2 separate regions of the Homo sapiens genome follow, and region 2 is linked to region 1. Evidence: read pairs that join two places in POLR2A ChIA-PET (ENCODE). Cell type or tissue: PC-9. All regions are shown on one strand. Each heading gives the region's core, and the rest is flanking DNA. Links, peaks and the distances in the headings are about the cores only.

The links. Peaks named below come from ENCODE experiments on the same cell type or tissue, not always from the same donor. Only the 100,000 strongest peaks of a DNase experiment are listed, where the experiment ranks them.
Region 2: POLR2A ChIA-PET joins it to region 1 with 5 read pairs; 2 of 35 experiments call an interaction of 5 or more read pairs at or near these places.

Annotation. Positions count from the first base shown.
Region 1 is chr9:133,505,068-133,507,960 of GRCh38, reverse strand. No RefSeq gene overlaps it. Among named protein-coding and RNA genes, the nearest start is that of MYMK, 18 kb to the left of the region's middle. In PC-9, for the core only: no CTCF peak of the experiment used is centred there; a DNase peak (open chromatin) is centred at 1,210.
Region 2 is chr9:133,589,316-133,592,208 of GRCh38, reverse strand. All of the region lies in intron 1 of FAM163B (family with sequence similarity 163 member B), which reads left to right. Among named protein-coding and RNA genes, the nearest start is that of FAM163B, 19 kb to the left of the region's middle. In PC-9, for the core only: a CTCF peak has its summit at 2,412; no DNase peak of the experiment used is centred there; H3K27me3 peaks cover 936 bases.

The DNA.
Region 1 (2,893 bases), core at 178-2,677:
CGACTGAGCCCATGAGCAGGACTTGGGAGGCAGACACAGGCTGGCCTCGTGGCGTGGCCTTGCGTGTGAAAGTACTGACGGGTGACCCTTCCCCTCCAACCATCTCGGGTGAATCGTGCCCTGTGTCATATCACCAGCTCTGCCCTGGTCTTGCTGTGCCGCCCCAACGCTTGACCTGAAACAGCAGGAAACAGGGGGCTCGGTCCCAGGGCCCAGTTTAAACGTCGCCCCTTCCTGAGTGTCTCCATGTGCCGCACAGCTTTCCCAACCCCAAGGAGTCACACAAGTCCAGCAGACCTGGGCTCTGCCTTCCGATGGTGCACAGACTGATGGGGGAGGCAGACCCAGAACTGAGCCATCGCGGGGGATTGGGGGAGTGAGGCGCTGGGTCAGAAAGGCTGCCCAGTGCGGGCGCTGCTGGGAGACCCGAAGGAGAAGGGGCCAGTGGCCCAGGGAGAGGGAGAAAGATCTAACAGGGTTTGTCTGGGAACTGCACAAGGTGGGCGTCAGTGGGCAGGTTCTAAGGATGTGAGGGTTTTAGGTGGGGGAGCCTGACAGTGGGTCTGGCTTCCATGAAGAGGTGGGCAGTGGCAGAAAGAGACCAGGAAGGCTGCTGCCCATCGGGAGGGAGCCAAGTCCACCAGGCAGGAGTGTGGGGAGGAGGGAGGCGCTGGGAGAGCGAAGGTGGCATCAGCAGGGCTCACTGGGGGCCCACCAGTCCCCCAGCTGGTTTTCCAGTGGTGCAAAGCCCAGTCATCGGTGACTGGTGGTGCCTGGGACGTGTGTCCCTCCAGCAGTTCTCAGCCATGGCCCCCAGCCTGCGGGGAGCTGCCCTGGTCTGGGAGGGGTATTGAGGCAAATTGTTGCCAGCAATCATAGCTCAAAGCTTTTGGACAGCTGGCTTGTGTCTTAAAGCCACACAGAGTCAAGGTCACCCCCAGTTACCTAGTCATTCGTTCCCCTGCAGCCTTTGTACGACGGAGGTGGCGGGAGAGCCGTCGCTCAGGGCCCAGCCTGCATCACACAGGCCAAGACCATGCCCAGCAGGCCAGGGGCGGATGTGGTCCCATGAAGCCTGGAAGCTCGACCCAGGCTGGGAGTGTCTAAATCAGCATCGCGTTCCCGCGCTCCGCCTGGCGGGCCGTAGGCAGGCACTTAACAAATATTTGTCAAATGAATGGATGAGTGGATTTTTCCATATCTGTCTTGGCAAGGGCAGGTTTATGCCTCCCTGACGAGTCCACATGCAAAAAACAGTTAGTCAGTGACCACAGAAGACAGCCTTGACCCCGCTGACCTGCACACCGGCCGCAGGCGGGAGCAGGCCATGAGCCAGAAAGGAACTGGCTCTGGAGTACCCACCCTGGGGCTGTGTGTCCTTGGGTAAGGCCCTTCAGTCCCCAAAACTTCCAGCAGTGACACCTGCTTATCCTGCCGGGGCCATCGGACCCAGCCCCACCCACCCCCCCACTGAGAACCTGGCCTGGGTTCAGTCCCGCCCTGGGCCAGGAAGGCAGCAGAGGTGCACCGGCCCCTCAGGCTCATCGGCAAACTGCACCATGTTGTCAAGCTGCCATCCTGTCTACGGTGATAGGGACATGACCCCACGCCCCCCACCCGCACACACTGTGGAGAAGCAAAAGAGACAAAAGCTGCATCCTGCACACAGGGGAACCCCTTTAGCCAGGGGGCCCAGGCTCACCCCAGGAGGAGCCCAGAGGAGCCAGCAGACGGCCATGACCACCCCAAGCTTAGGGCCAGTGGCCGGGCCTGGCCAGGGCTTCTGCCCAATCACTCCCTTCCCTTCCGAGAAGCTGGGTCCCTTGGGCCTTCATTGGGTTTTGTTTTCCTAACAGCTAGGCTAACGGGAGCCTGCTGGCCTAGAGCCCCGGCTGGAGCCAGGCTATCGAGTAGCTGCGGCCACATCTGGAAGACGTTTGGGCAGAGTTCGGCCCCCGCACCACAGCAGGCTGATAAGCGTCTGCTGCTGGCTTGGAGCTCCGGGAAGCTGCAGCCTCAGACCACCGGCCCTGGCTGCCTGAGCCTTCCAGAGGTAGGAGAGGAGGGGCAGAGGAAACTGGGGCGTTCTCTGGCCCCTGGCCTGCCAGCCCATTCCAGAAACCACAATGGCAGAACCAAAGATGTCAGCACAGAAGGCAGCCTAAGAGGCCCCAGAGCTCCACTTGTCCCTCCTGCAGACACCTGCTCTTCTATGCTGGGTCCCATGGTGCCTTCGCCCTACCAGTTGTCGAGATCACTCCCGTGACGGTCTTTAGGCCTGGACCAGGCTCTCGCACCTGGGACCACTTCCTCATCACCATGCATCTTAGTCATCTTGGCTTCCCCATCTCACCAGCTGGAAAACCAAGGATCCACGGAGTGTCTGCATGGGTGAGACCTCACACTGACAGAGCCAGGACACGGCCCCAAGTTTGGGGTCTCTGAGTCCTGTGTGCTGTACACTGCACTCACGGCCTCCTTTGTCCTGCCCTGTTCTGCCACTGGATGGCCCAACAGAGGTCTTCACTGTGGACCAGCGAAGCCCCTAGGCACCGCCTCCTGAGCTGTGAGCTCGCAGGGATCTTGGCTGTTGGGCTCATCACAGTGCAGTGGGACAGAATTCTAGGCAGCCAAGTGCCTGACTGATCCCACAGACAGCACCCAGCAAGTAACAAGTACATGAATCAGAAAACAAGCCACGAAGGAGGGGGAGGAGGTTGAGTCTCCCATCATTGGCTCTCGCAGTGCCTGCCAGACACTGTTAGAAGTGCTTTATGTGCTTGAGCCCAGGAGTTCGAGACCAGCCTGGGTAATATAAGGAGACCCTGTCTCTACAAAAATAATAATAATTATTATTATTTTAAAATATGGGCCAGGCGCAGTGGCTCACGCC
Region 2 (2,893 bases), core at 101-2,600, 84 kb before region 1:
GCCAGTGACTCGGCCCACAGGCATTTATGGAGCACCCACTGTTTACCAGGCCTGTGCATCAAGGTGAGGCTGAGGGCCCACCCTCGTGGAGCTGGACACGAGGTCACAGTGTCCTGGGGAGGCTGGCCAAGGGAGCAGCTCCAGAAAAACAAGGAAAATGAAAACAAGCAGGGTGGGCCAGGCCGCGAGCACTAGGGAGGTCACGCAGGCTTCCTGGAGAAGGCGAGGCCCGGCACCATCTTAAAGGGCCAGAAGGAGCCAGTCACCTGGAAAGGAGAGGACAGCGGGGGTGCCAGGGGTCTCCCAGGCCAAGGGACAACCCCTGAGGCCAGCAGGTGCATCCCCAGAGCGGTCCCCGTCCTGAGGCAGAGGCCACACGGACAGGCCTAGGGTGAGGGTCAGGTTGGTCCCAAGGAGTGAGGACTCACTCAGAGGAGCCCCTGCTGGGCCAGACCTGCTTTGGGGGCCATCCTTCGGGACAGTGGTTCTCCCAGTGTGCTCCCCCAGTGTGCTCCCCGCGCCCGCTGCATCAGCATCCCCTGGGCACTTGGGAGAAAGGCATGTTCTCCGCCCCCCTGAGTCCGAAGCTGCAGGGTAGCGCCCGCAGCCAGGTTTCAGTGCATTCGGGGGATGCTGGTGTAAGCCCAATGTGAGGGACGGGTGCTATGGGGGCACCAGGGAGGACTGGACCAGGGAGGGCTCACATTGGCTGTGGAGAAGGCCAGGCAGGGTCCCCTGCAGGGACACAAGCCAGGAGGAGGGGCAGGATGAGCTTGTGTGTGCACGGCCCCAACAGGAAAATGTGGGTGTCATCTCCGCCACAGTTACCACCCCCACAGGACACCCAGGTGGCCAGTGCCCTGAGGCTGGGCCTGGGTGTCTCCCCCATCCGGAACAGCACCTGGTTCCTGGCCTAAGTAAATACAAAGCCTGCTGTGATGGACCCAGGATGGAGAGGGCTGGGAGACAGGGGCCCAGTGCCAGGGCATAGCAGGTGCCTGCCACTGCGGAAGAGGCTGCCCTGGCCCCAGGAGGCCAGCTGCTTGGCAGAGGGTGGTCATGGCAGTGCAAGGTAGACCCAGAAGGGAGGCAGCTGCTCATGAGTGGGGTGGTCCGGGCTTGGGCCTTGGAAGACAGACCAGGATGCCCCAGTAGCTGGGCCCTGCCCTATCCAGAGCCTGCCTGCCTGCTGAGGGACCCAAGGAGAGAGGCTTTCTGCCAACGCAGGGGGCAGGGCCAGGAGCTTCAGAGCTGGTACCTCTCTCAGGATCCCCAGAAGCTTCCTTCACAAAGGGCAATGGTAGTATCCAGGGTTCTTTCTCAACCTGGCCCCATGTGTCCCATGTCCTGACCGAGAATGCTGTTCTGTCGGCCCCTTGACACCCAGCGGCCCCTCAGGCAGAGGAGACCTTGGTAAGGGCTGGAATTCCTGGCTGGGGGCAGAGTTTCCGGGCCACGCTGCTGGCTGGGGTCTGGGGTGCCTTCCATGTGTCTACTGGCTCTCGGGGCTCTCCTGGGACTCCAGGCGTGTCCCCACTGAGCAGAGAGTCCACCTGCTCCTGTCCGTAAGGCTGAGTCAGCGAGGGCTTTACTGAGCATCCAGGAGTTTTCTCGAACATTATCTCAAGGTGCTGGGCCATTTTGGTGGGTAAAGGCCTGGAAGTGCATCAAGCCTGTGCTTCCTCCCTCTTTGTGCCTCCGTTTCCTCATCTTTGCATGAGGATGCTCAAAGTGCCTGCGCCGGCTGTGCCTATAGGGTTCACTGAAGCACCGGGGAGCCCCCAGCCCAGCACGGGACTAAGTTATTTGTTTACTAAACGAGAGCTCTGGTCGTTCCAGCAAGTCCTGGCCTGGCCCTCCCTCCCGTCCGCCTTCCAGGCCCTGAACTGGGACCAGGAGCTGGGCTCAGTTCGAGGAAGAGAACGAAAAGAAAAGAAAAAAGGAAGGAAGGAGAGAGAGAAGGAAGGAAGGAGAGAGAAGGAAGGAAGGAGAGAGGGAAGGAAAGGAAAGGAAAGAAGGAAAGGAAAGGAAAGAAGGGGAGGGGAAGGGGAGGGGAAGGGGAGGGGAAGGGGAGGGGAAGGGGAGGGGAAGGGGAGGGGAAGGGAAGGGGAAGGGGAAGGGAAGGGGAAGGGGAAGGGAAGGGGAAGGGAAGGGAAGGGAAGGGAAGGGAACTTAAGTCCAGCAGCAGAGAGGGTTTTACGAACCCAACTTCTGCACATTGGTATTTTTAAGGGAGACAAAAAGCCAGCCCCGTCGGCAGCTGAGCTGGGACTTGCCCGGGGTTTTCAGGCCCTACCCTCCCACCCCCCATTTCCTGACCCACGGCTGGGAGATCGGGAAACTGCAGCCCAGAATGTTCTTGGTGCATCTCATCTGCCTTTTCCTGGCGGCCTGAAGCCCTGGCCTGGCCTACAGCTCTGTGCTGCTGTTCCCGCCCCCTGGGAAACACTGGGGATCAGCTAGGTGAGGGTGGGGGTCACGAGGGCAAGACCCCAGCTCACTCAGGGCCTGCGGTGCAAGTGTGGGCCGCGGCCCCCACTGCATTGAAATCAGCACCAATGCCGCCCTACTGTGTGTGTGCGCGCTGTGTCGCCCCCTGGTGGCCGGAGGACTGCAGTGGGAAACCAGGTTCTTGCCTTCATGGGGCTTAGGTCTGATGCAGGGAAGGCGGTGAGTTTACCCCGTCCCTACAGGCAAGCTGAGGGTGGGGGATGGAAGGAAAAGGAGATACATCAGATTTGATGTGGCACACCATGTTCACCCCTGGAGCCCTCACCCCTCACCATGTGACCTTGTGCTTTTCTCTCCCCATGCTAGACTCCTTGGCTCTCTTGTTTCCTTGTCTGTAAAATGGGCATAATAATAATCTTTGCCTTGGCTGTCCCGGCAATTG